Linked DNA regions of Homo sapiens: region 1 is linked to region 2. The links are chromatin contacts, found by Hi-C in ENCODE. All regions are on one chromosome and are shown on one strand. Each heading gives the region's core, a stretch centred on a gene start or an enhancer-like site at or near the end of the contact. The rest is flanking DNA. Distances are from core to core; before and after follow the strand shown. Region 1 overlaps SYTL4 (synaptotagmin like 4). Region 2 holds the start of RPL36A (ribosomal protein L36a).

Evidence for each region. Hi-C counts contacts between places; a loop is a spot of excess contacts on that map. Pooled maps may share reads with other maps.
Region 1: a loop to region 2 is called in a pooled map, with 3 times the contacts of the local background. The contact joins the enhancer-like site here to the promoter of RPL36A in region 2. A Hi-C loop is called at or near these places in 5 of 50 pooled maps.

What each region holds. Positions count from the first base shown.
Region 1 is chrX:100,680,836-100,686,819 of GRCh38, forward strand. It overlaps SYTL4 (synaptotagmin like 4), which reads right to left. Exons shown (of 20, transcript NM_001370165.1): 15 at 5,844-5,946; 16 at 5,155-5,316; 17 at 392-500. Among named protein-coding and RNA genes, the nearest start is that of SRPX2, 40 kb to the left of the region's middle. RefSeq lists silencers at 4,930-4,979, 5,040-5,089. Within about 2 kb of position 4,705, at least 2 of the 41 ENCODE cell types and tissues checked have a DNase peak (open chromatin) inside an H3K27ac peak, as active enhancers do.
Region 2 is chrX:101,387,526-101,393,107 of GRCh38, forward strand. RPL36A (ribosomal protein L36a) reads left to right here and starts at 3,486. Exons shown (of 5, transcript NM_021029.6): 1 at 3,486-3,521; 2 at 3,934-4,039; 3 at 4,230-4,297. The coding sequence starts at 3,519. It overlaps RPL36A-HNRNPH2 (RPL36A-HNRNPH2 readthrough), which reads left to right and starts at 3,486. Exons shown (of 4, transcript NM_001199974.2): 1 at 3,486-3,521; 2 at 3,934-4,039; 3 at 4,230-4,297. The coding sequence starts at 3,519. It also overlaps a transcript of BTK not described here. RefSeq lists enhancers at 2,953-3,012, 3,023-3,182.

The DNA of each region.
Region 1 (5,984 bases), core at 3,455-5,954, 710 kb before region 2:
CACAACCGTAGTCACTAACACAGCAGCTGGCATGTTGAATTACTCTTCCCCAGCTTTCAACTTCCTGTCCTTCATACTTTACCACCTCTCCCAGCCACCCTTCTCAGCCCCAAAGTTTCTGTTCTCTTCTGCCCTCTTAGTAGCTTGCCACAGCTGGACCAAGACCAAGTCCATTTAATAGCCTAAAAAAAGAAAAGAATGCCAACCCTAAGGCATTCCCTTCTGTTTGAAAAAACGCAGAGAGGCTTCCTTAGTAAAGGAATCTCCCTAGCAGATCCAGGGAGCATCCCAATTTGGTCTCTCCAACAGTGCTAACCAGTAGCCAGCACCGGCCTTGCACAGATCCTATGCAGAAGACTAAGCTACATCCAGGACCCCAAAGAAAACTCACTCTTTTTCCGGTCACCTCCAACAGGGGTTTTGGAGGCTGGGATGTATTTCAATGAAACCACCAACTCGCCTTTGTGTGATGGCAAGCCAGTCGGGGACTCAGCACTGATCTGAAACACAGGGAAACCCAACAGGTCAAGCTGGGCTTCTCAAGAATTGTTGGGACTTCTCTCTGAAAAAAATTCTAAAATTACCCCCCAAGAACAGCATCAGGGCAAAAGAGGATCCTTCTTCATATGAATATAATCCACCGTCCCTAGGCCATGGCAGCCACAGGTTTCTATGGCAGTTTCTTTAGAAGGAAATAGGGCAGAACCAACAAAGAGTCTTCTGCAATACCCACTATTATGCCACTTTGGGGGCATAGTTACTAGATTCCAAATACTCTCAAAGATCTTCAAGCAAGGTTGCCATACAAACTCACGAAGGACTGACAGCATGACAGAGAATCTTGCTACCAGCATTGTTAGTAATAGCCAAAAAGTGGAAACGACCTAAATGTCAATCACTATAGAAAGAGTTAAATGAATAATTGTAGTGTCCTGGTATGGCATATGGCATGCAGTCATCAAAAAAGAATTCAGTGAATCTGTACATGCTGACATGGAAAGATATCCAAGACATAGGGTTAAGTCAACAAAGCAAGATGCAGAAAAATGTTCCACTTATATTAAAATATATTCATAGTTGTACATGTGAATATAAATGTATGTAAATAACGATTGCCATTATCACTTATGTTAGCCCTTACTATGTACTAGGCACTGTTATAAGTACTTTAGGTGTATCATTTTGTTTGATGACTGTCTCTATGAGACAGGTACTATTAACTCCATTTTACAACTGATGGAAGAGAGGAACAGAGAAGCTAAGTAACTTGCCCAAGGTCACACAGTTAGTAATTGGCAGAGCTAGGATTCAAATTCAGACAGACTGGTTCCAGAGTCCGTGCTTTTAAACATTATACTACACTGCATAGAAAAACCCAGGATACGAACAAACTTATCCTCGTTTCCTCTAGGGAGGGCAACAGAATAGGGAAATGAAAGACAACTTTCCCTTTTTTACTCCATATTAACTTTTAGTGTCCTTTTAATGAGAATAGTATATATCATTTGTATGGTTTTTAAAAATACAAAGTATTTTTACAAGGTATTTTTAAAAAGAAGGCTTGCAGGGGAAAAAAAAAAAGAGGGCTTTCAGTCAGGTGCAGTGGCTCACATTTGTAATCCCAGCATTTTGGGAGGCTGAGGTGGGCAAATGCTTGAGTCCAGGAGTTCGAGACCAGTCTGGACAACACAGCAAAACCTTGTCTCAACAAAAAACACAGAAATCAGCCGACGGGGTGGTGTGGGCCTATAATCCCAGCTACTTGGGAGGCTGAGGCATGAGAATCACTTGAACCCAGGAGGCGGAGGTTGCAGTGAGCCAAGATCGCACCACCGCACTCCAGCCTGGGCGACAGAGCCAGACCCTGTCCCTCCCCCCAAAAAAAGAAAAAAGGAGGGCTTGCAAAGATTTGAGGGCTAGGTGAAACTCTGTTACACGAATTTGGATTTGCCACAATTATAAATTTTGCATTTAAGTTATCTTTGATCAATGTCTGTCTCTAACACTGCAGCCGAAGTGCCAAGAGACAGAAATCAAGCCTATTTTTGTTCATCCTAGTATGCCCAACACTTAGCAAAGTATCTGGCACATAGTAGGTGCTCCACAAATATTTACTGAATGAAGGTAAGAGTGAACGAATGAATGTCTGAGATGAGCAGCAGGTGGCCTATTGTCTTTGGCTTTGATTGGCAGAACTGCTTCACTCGATTGGCTCTCTCGGCATGACTTTGTTCCTTGTGCTTTAGTATCCAGAGCATGAGCTGGTGCAGACTAGAGGTGCCCTTTCACCTGCCTGTATTTTTTTTTTTTTTTTTTTTTTTTTTGAGACAGGGTTTCATTCCCAGAGCCCAGGCAGGCTAGAATGCAATGGCGCAATCTCGGCTCACAGCAACCTCTGCCTCCCAAGCTCAAGTGATTCTCCAGCGTCAGCCTCCCGAGTAGCTGGGACTACAGGCGCACACCACCACACCCAGCTAATTTTTGTAGAGGTGGGGTTTTGCCATGTTGCCCAGGCTGGTCCAGAACTCCTGAGCTGAAGCGATCCACCCACCTCAGCCTCCCAAAGTGCTGGGATTACAAGCAGGAGCCACTGCACTTGGCCTTGCCTGTGTTAATTGGGGTTCCTCTAACTTAGGTCCTTACCAATGCTAGGAAGGCATAATCCCCATAAGTTTGGATCAACATACCACATACCCAGAACACACAGTTTAATATATGTGAGAGAGACAAAAGAATCGGGAGGTAGATGCAGGCAAGGGAAAACTGAATAGGAGCAAATGGATTGCTAGGGAAAAAACAAAAAACAAAAACAAAACCAGAAACAACAAATGTAGAAGTTAAAATCGATATATAATATGGGAATGGTCTTTCTGTTGTTTATAAAATGTCTACACAATTTATTAATTTCTAGAAAATTATTTTTTAGAAAAGTTCTGTGAACTTCAGTGGACTCTTAAAAATTGGAGTTTAGCATTAGCTAGAAACTGGCATATTTGTTTTAGTAGCACATTCTTATTCTGGCTCCAAATATTTACAAAGAGCAAAGACCTCCATGTTAATGTGGTTTCTTCTCTTTATATAAAAGTTTTATTGGCAGTAGTTCATGATGGTTTACAGTGACATTTCCAATATAATTATATTGACCGTAGAGAATGACTTGGGTGCCAAATGGTTAAAAAATTCTAAATTTGTAATAATATGTTATACTTTGGTAATAATTTCTTTCCTGTCTTTTTATTGACATATAATATTTGTATATATTTATGGGGTACATGTGATATTTTGTTACATCCATCATTTTGAACATTTATCATTTTTTTGCACTGGAAACATTTCAAATCTTCTAGCTATTTTGAAATACAAATATTTTTGTTGACTATAGTCATCCTACTGTGCTGTTGAACAAATTCCTGTTTTTATTAGTATTTAAAGGGACAAATTTAATGTTGTCACTATTTTTTTTTGCAAGGGCAACAGCTATCAAAATATTGGATTTATATTTCCTTTCACTCAGCAATTCCACCAACAGGAACTTCTCTGACAGTTACATTCACAAAAGAAGACCAAGATATATTACAGCATAGTTTTAAGAGCAAAAAAGAATTCAAACAACTTAAAGGCCTATTAGTGGGGGAATGGTAAATAAATTATAATACAGGCACATGAAAAAATACTATGCAGCAGCAATTAAAATGAGATAGATCTGTAAGTGATGGCACAAAAGGATGCCCATGATAAATGAAAAAAAAAAATGTGTACAATGAGGTCCATGTGAACCCATTTGTGTAAAAAAAGAAAAAAATACATATAAATACATGGATGCATATCTGTGCTGCTTAATACAAAATTTCTTTCTTTCTTTTTTTTTTTTTTTTTTTTGAGACAGAGTTTCACTCTTTTGCCCAGGCTGGAGTGCAAAGGCGCAATCTCGGCTCACTGCAACCTCCGCCTCATGGGTTCAAGCGATTCTCCTGCCTCAGCCTCCCAAGTAGCTGGGATTACAGGCTTGCGCCACCATGCCCAGCTAATTTTTTTGTATTTAGTAGAGACGGGGTTTCACCATGTTGGTCAGGGTGGTCTCGAACTCCTGACCTCAGGTGATCTGCCTGCCTCCGCCTCCCAATGTGCTGGGATTACAGGCGTGAGCCACCATACCTAGCCATAAAAAATTTCTAGAAGGATACACAAGTAGTGTTAACACTGGTTATTTCTAAGGAATGGAACCTACTTTCCTTTTAATATACTTTATGTTGTTTTAATTTTGAATCATGTGTACATAAGTCCATTTTTGCTTAATTTTCTTAATATGGTAAAAAGTTCAAATGCTTAAAAAGGGGATATAGAGAAAACTAAATATTCCTTCTACCTCAGTCTCCATTCCTAGAGGCAGCCACCATGACTAGTTTCTCATCTAACTTCCCAAAGTCTATGGACCATGTAAAACCATCCCACATTTAAAACGCTAGTGTAAAAAAAAATAAGATGAACTTTGTCATGTCATTGTGTAGTTCTGATAATCAAGAAGTTGCTGAATAAGTCCTCTGTTTTAGCTATTTCTTCTTAGCCAGATGATTTCCCTACATTATTTTGTAGTTAAGTGACTCATCTAGTTGGCAAGTGACAGAACCAGGATTCCAACACAGGTCTGCACTCAGATCCCAGGCATGATTATGCCATACTGCTACACTGTGGCCCGAGGTGCCATCTCCAAAGTAATATTTCCCTGGCCTCTGTAACCAAGAGCATAGCAATTGGAGCTCCATGAATTGCTTTACTTCCCACTTGGAAGTAAAGCAGTGGCTTGGCAAAAGGGTACAGATTAGGATATACACAGAAGGTTAGCTCGGAGAAGAGGTGCGAGTTAGGATGTTAGGATACACCCAGATTCTGGAAGGTTAGGAGACAAAGTTTGGTACACATATGAAAATTTTTTCAAAGCAAAACCATGGCTTCACACTTTGCCTGGTTTACACAGAACTCACACTTGATAGACAAATGCCTCTGAAATTGCTGTCAAACTCAGAAACACCAGCAGGGGGCACTAGAACTCCAGAGAAGACTACATTCAAAGACGCTACCAACATAGACCAGCAGAGGCTACTGCAGACAATTCTACCTCAGATCCAAACTGCAGGAGTTGTTAAAGCAGACTACCTTTCCATGTAAAGGGAGGCAATGATCCAGTTTCTTATCAAGCTTCCAGGAATCCATCTGGATCTCTGCCTCTCCAAGGAAAGTGTTTCTGCCAAAACGACCATGATGCCAAACTGAGAACTGCAGGGTCCTCTGGGCCAGGAGAGATTCTGGGATCTCATACTGTGAAGGGAAAGTAAAAGCCCAAGATGATTAGTTAAGGGTAATTCTTCAGACAAGATTATTCCAAAACCTGAGCAACCATTCCTGAAGTCACTAGTCCTGAATACCAAATTACTTTATGTTCCCTGAGCACTTTGAGTTTCCTCACTCAAAGCCTCAACTTAACTCATTTTATAAAAACCTACCATATTCCATAGGAGGACCTGGAAAATTCATTTTTTCTTAAGTGGATGAGATAACACTGGATTGTCCAAAAAGAACTGCCAAGGAGACTCCTTATCTCAAATGTCTTTTTTACATGAGATTTGTGGCCATGTGAATCTCAAACTTCACATCAATCCAGGAAAGGCAGATCACCTTTGTTCTCTTCACTGGGAGATCAGGATGTGAACAGATACCCAATGTATCCTCAGACACAGACATGGCCCACTGAAGCCCGTGTCACCTGGTCATGTTGCAGAGGAATAGCTACAGCTTAGGGCACAAGACAGAACAAGTTCTCCTACCCTTGAGGTCTAGATACTTACCCTCAGCGTCTCATCATATAGTGGATTAATAGTGTCCCGCTTGATGCTGGTTTTTCTTTTTCCTTGGCGGGACTTGTCAGGCAGAAGGTAAGTCTTCACATATCTAGAAACCAAAGACAGCACTGAGTAATTTGCTGGCCT
Region 2 (5,582 bases), core at 2,236-4,735:
ACTTTTTGTAGAGATGGGGTTTCACTATGTTGCCCAGGCTGGTCTCAAACTCCTGGGCTCAAGCGATACTCCTGCCTTGGCCTCCCAAAATGCAGGGATTACAGGAGTGAGCCACCTCTCCCAGCCATCAACAGGACTTTAAATAAAAACATTTAAAGTATTTGTAGACTGATGATAGAGTGGTTGATACTCACATTTGCACAAGACAGATGGACAGCATGTGTTGTATGATTGCCTTACTTTATTGACAACGTCTATCCTTTCGCTAGTCACCCCCAATAGCTGTTCCACTCACCTGCCTGAGGGTTGGCCACAGGCATTCATCTTCCCTCCTCTTTTCTTCAGTTTTTTTTTTTTTTGAGACGGAGTCTTGCCCTGTCGCCCAGGCTGGAGTGCAGTGGCATGATCTCGGCTCACTGCAAGCTCCACCTCCCGGGTTCACGCCATTGTCCTGCCTCAGTCTCCTGAGTAGTTGGGACTACAGGTGCCTGCCACCACGCCTGGCTAATTTTTTGTATTTTTAGTAGAGACGGGGTTTCACCATGTTAGCCAGGATGGTCTCGATCTCCTGACCTCGTGATCCACCCGCCTCAGCTTCCCAAAGTGCTGGGATTACATGCGTGAGCCACCGTGCCCAGGCTCTTTTCTTCAGTCTTATGCCACTTGTTGTCACATGCCCTGTCCTTTCTCAAGATCCATCTTGGGGTGGGGACTGGGAGGTGATAGGCATCCAATGGGAGAGCTAAACAAGAGAGAGAGAGGAGCACAAGGGAAAAGAGCAAGTAGACGTAGGCTTTTCTTCACCCTCTGCCCACGACCACTCCCCTAGCACACTCATCCATACTGACAGAAAGACTGTACTCAGATAGTGCAAATAAACAGCTGAGTGTCACCTGAAGAGATTCCCAATGCAATATAAGGTTCTATTCTTGGTGCTATCCTGTTCAGCATTTTTATTGATCATCTTTGAGGAAAATATAAAAAGTAGCCCGGTTAGTCTATGAATGGTGCAAGGCTTTGTGTGCTAGACTGGATGACAGAAGAGGGCAATTAGTTCCCAAAAAGATCTTGATCACCTGGTGTGAGAAGCCAAATTCCACAAAGTGTATTTTACCAGGGCTAAAGGTGATGTCTCATAATTGGGCCCCAAATTTGAACTTCAAATGACTCCAGGAGAAAGTGGAGTAGCAGTAGCATTTGTGAAAATGGTTCAGGGGTTTTTGCTGATAGTAATCAAAAGGCATGTCATCAGTTAACATGGCTTCCAGAAAAGCCAAGGTGACATTGAGGCTTCCTTATGGAAGTAAAATATCTAGACAGAGGAAGGTAACATGCCACTTACTCTGCAAAGCCAGACCACACCTAGAGTCCTGCATTCAGTTCTGAGTGCCTCGTCTTAGGGGAAATTAATGAGCAGGAGCATGTCCAAAACAGAGAACAGCTCAAGCGATCCTCCCACCTCGGTGTCAGCATTGGTGTACAAACTTTCACTTATAGGATGTATAAGCTCTGGGGATCTAATGTGCAATATAGTGACCATAGTTAATAATACTGTATTATTGAAATTTGATAAGAGAGCAGATTTTAAGTGTCCTCACCACCCCCATGGTAACTATGGATGGTGATGGATGATAGATGTGTTAATCAATTTGACTGTGGTAATCATTACACAGTGTATACACATATCAAATCATCATGTTGTACACCTTGAATATAAACAATTTTTGTCAATTAAATATTTTTAAGTAAACAAAAACAAGCAAAACCCCCACAAAGCCACATAACACCAGATATGATAGAAAGAACTAAGGTTGATTAAATGAAGAGGGGCCATGTTCACGGTCTTCATATTTCCATGTTACTAACATAAACCCCTAAAGGCCAGTGAGATTGCTTAAGAATCTGGAAAGAAAAAGAAAATGCTGGAAGTTTGGCAAAGAAATTTTCAGGAAATGTAGCAGGTAGTGGTAATATATTTATTATCTCATTCCCAGAGACCACCCAACAAAAAAGGGGGTGATCAGAGTGTCAGCTCAGGTCCCACGCGTGTTCCTGGAGGGTTGTGCAAGCAAGATACCCCAGACTCTCACGGTTCTTCAGCCCCTATTCCACTGCCACCTCCTCCTGTGTCTCAGCCCAATTCTGTCTCCTCACCATCCTCTACACTGCAGATGCCCCTGCTTCCTTTGTATGATGTAGTGGTTAAGTGCAAGGCTATAGTGTTAGACTACCTAGGATCAAATTCCAGCTCCACAAAAAAATAACAACCTGTGTGACTTCAGGTAAGTAAACTTAACATCTCTTGTGCCTCAGTTTCCTCACCTGTTAAATACTAATACTGGTATATACCTCCTGGGGTTGCTGTCAGGATTAAAAGGGGTAGTATGTAAGGTGGTTAGGAGAATGCCTGGCATATAGTAAGTGCGCCATAATTTTTTTAGCTATTATAATTACCAGGCCACAACAGCAATATTTTATAATGTTAAAGGAACGCGGGCTCTAGAGTCAGTCTACTTGGGTTTGTATCCTAGATTCACTAAATACCGTTGACATTGGGCAAATCGTTTAACATCCTACAGCCTCAATTTCTTAATCTGTAAAATGAGAATAATAGTACCACCTGTCTCCTAGAATTATTGTGAGAATTGTATGACACAATCTATTTAAAATGTTTAGCACCCTGAAGTCTTTCTATGCTGGACTCTCTTGAGACCTAGTATATGCCTTCTGCCAGGTTTGCAAGGAAGGGAAGAGCCGCTAGGTACTTTCTACTTCTAGGCTTGATGATTGCTATTACAGGAGCCAAACAATTTCATTGTCACTTTTCAGAACCTAGAGCTGCTGACTTACTCCCTCAACAGAAGGGTGCTGCTTTAATGCCAATCATTGTTCCTTTTCTTCAAAGTACTTAGTTCATAATTGCACATTTATAAGCCTATTAGATTACTGTACCTCTCCCCCGGAACAGTGCCTGCCACATAATGGGCATCCAATAACCATTTGTTGAATGGACCAACTGGCCATGTGATAGATGAACTGGAACAATTGGCTCCCTCCAGGTCTTCATTGAATTAGCAGTTTGCTGCGAAAGGTGTTCCCAGTGACCTTGAGGTGGAACAGGAATGGAACGTGGAGGTGGAGGACCCCTTCATTCGACCCTAGTCCTGGCTTCCCTCGGGGACGGGGAGGCCAGAGGATCTGGGAAAAACACTGCTCCCTTCACTGAACGCCACTACGTAGCAGAGTCCACCAAAAGAGATAAAGTGACGAAACGTTGAAAGCTGCGGGGCGGGAGGAAGTCGGGGTGAGTGGACCACCCTTTAGGCGGAGTCCTTCCTTAAGCTCCCGCCCGCGGCTCCGAACTGAGTCCTCTCAGCCGCCCGAGGGCGCTGCGCTGAGCCTTACACTCTATGATTGCTCCTACCGACTCCCATGAGGAAGTGCGATCGGGAACCTCCTATATACTTCCGTTTGCCTCGCGGTTTCTTTCTTTCCGCGCCGATAGCGCTCACGCAAGCATGGTAGGACTTGCTGGTGGGGGCCGAGTAACATCCAGCTTAATCTTTCCCCCCCTTCGTCGCCCGTGCTATGCCGGGATGGGTCCAGGCTCCTGTGTGGACTCGATATATCAGAGCAACCCAATCTTGCCGGGATCAACCCTAAAGGGACCGGGCTACGGGGCCAGGAATTGAAGTGATGGGTTCAAAGAGGTAGAGTTAGCCGGGGGTGGAGTTAATGAGGTCTCTTCCCTCTTTGGGGCTCGACGGAGGGAGGAAGCTCTGCTTGAAGCACATGGGGCTGGCCCACCCTGTAGTCAGAGGTAGCAAGTAATGAGGAGTCCTCCTGGAGTGCCTCAGCTTTAGCTGGGTAAGGTAGGGCGTTGTGCCATTGTGGTCAAATAACATTGCACGTTCTGAACTGTTTCTTTACTAGGTTAACGTCCCTAAAACCCGCCGGACTTTCTGTAAGAAGTGTGGCAAGCACCAACCCCATAAAGTGACACAGTACAAGAAGGGCAAGGATTCTCTGTACGCCCAGGGTAAGATGGATTCCGCATAATTTGGTGTTAATGTGACATTTGTGTTGTAGAATAACATACGAGTCCGGGTCTCTCTCCCTCCACGCCTGGCTTGAGCGTTAATATTTCTGCTGCGAAATTAAGATAAAACCTGTAAGACTTACTTGCTGATCTTCAGTATTTTATAACAAATACCAATTCGTTTTCCCAGGAAAGCGGCGTTATGACAGGAAGCAGAGTGGCTATGGTGGGCAAACTAAGCCGATTTTCCGGAAAAAGGTGAGTGGTAGTTACTATTTGACGTTTCCCAGTTAATTGCCGTAAGGATATGCACTTGTCTCTAGTCCACACACTTCATGATATAGGTATAGCGTTAGTTTAGCGAAGTTTTCACTGCACTGATATATCTAGTAGGTGATGGAGCTGGGAATGCAACTCATGTCTGACTAGTCCACAATACTGCACTATTTCAGTGTTTACGATTTTTTATCCTTTCCCTTCTGAAGAGGCAAAAAATTGAGGAATGTGCCCTGCTTTCCTAAGAACTGAAGTGTGAGTACACTGGTAAATCCTTTCATTTGCCTTGTTCCTTATCTGTCAATATGTCTGAATCCTCGCTTGTTGGTTGCACTAAGAATTGTTCTGTTGTTTCTCATCACAGAAATCTGCAGTCAACTACCTGTTCTCGTGAAGTCTTAAAACTCTTATAGAATAGCCATTTAGGCCTTTCTGCTAGCCTCCTGAATTCTGTATTCTCAGGCTGAGCGAGTTTCTGTTTACTCTCAAACCTTAGGTGATTTGGCTAACTCTTAAAGTAATTAGCACGATGATTGGAACGGAGCATTCTCTCCAACACAGCATTTCTTTTGGCACTTTGCTTCTTGTGCAGTTTAGCTCCAGAAAGTATTAAGGAATGACTTTAGTGCTCATTTGGATGCAGTAAGTGGTTTGATCTCAGGGTGGCAAAAAGAATGCTTTTTTTATACCTTTTCACATTCGGATAACTTGTTTAGAAGACAGAGGTTCTAACTAGGTTTTGGCCTATTAAGAACTGCAAACTAGCAGCAGCAGAACTCTGGCTAAAGGGGCAAGCTTATTAGGAAATTGAGTATTTAAAAGTTGAGCTACCATATGATCCAACAATCCCACTGCTGGGTATATACCCAGAAGAAAATCGGTATATCAAAGAGATATCTGCACTCCTATGTTTGTTGTAGCACTGTTTATAATAGCTAAGATTTAGAAGCAACCTTAGTGTCCATCGGGATGAATGGATAAAGAAAATGTACCTATACGCGGCCAGGCACGGTGGCTTGTGCCTAGCACTTTGGAAAGCCGAGGCGGGTGGATCACCTGAGGTCAGGAGTTCGAGACCAGCCTGGCCAAGATAGTGAAACCCCGTCTCTAGTAAAAATACAAAAATTAGCCGGGCTTGTGGTGTGGGCCTGTAATCTCAGCCACCCGGGAGGCTGAGGCAGGAGAATCGCTGGAACCTGGGAGGCAGAGGCTGCAGTGAGCCGAGATCACGCCACTGTACTCCAGCCTGGGCGACAGAGCAAGACTC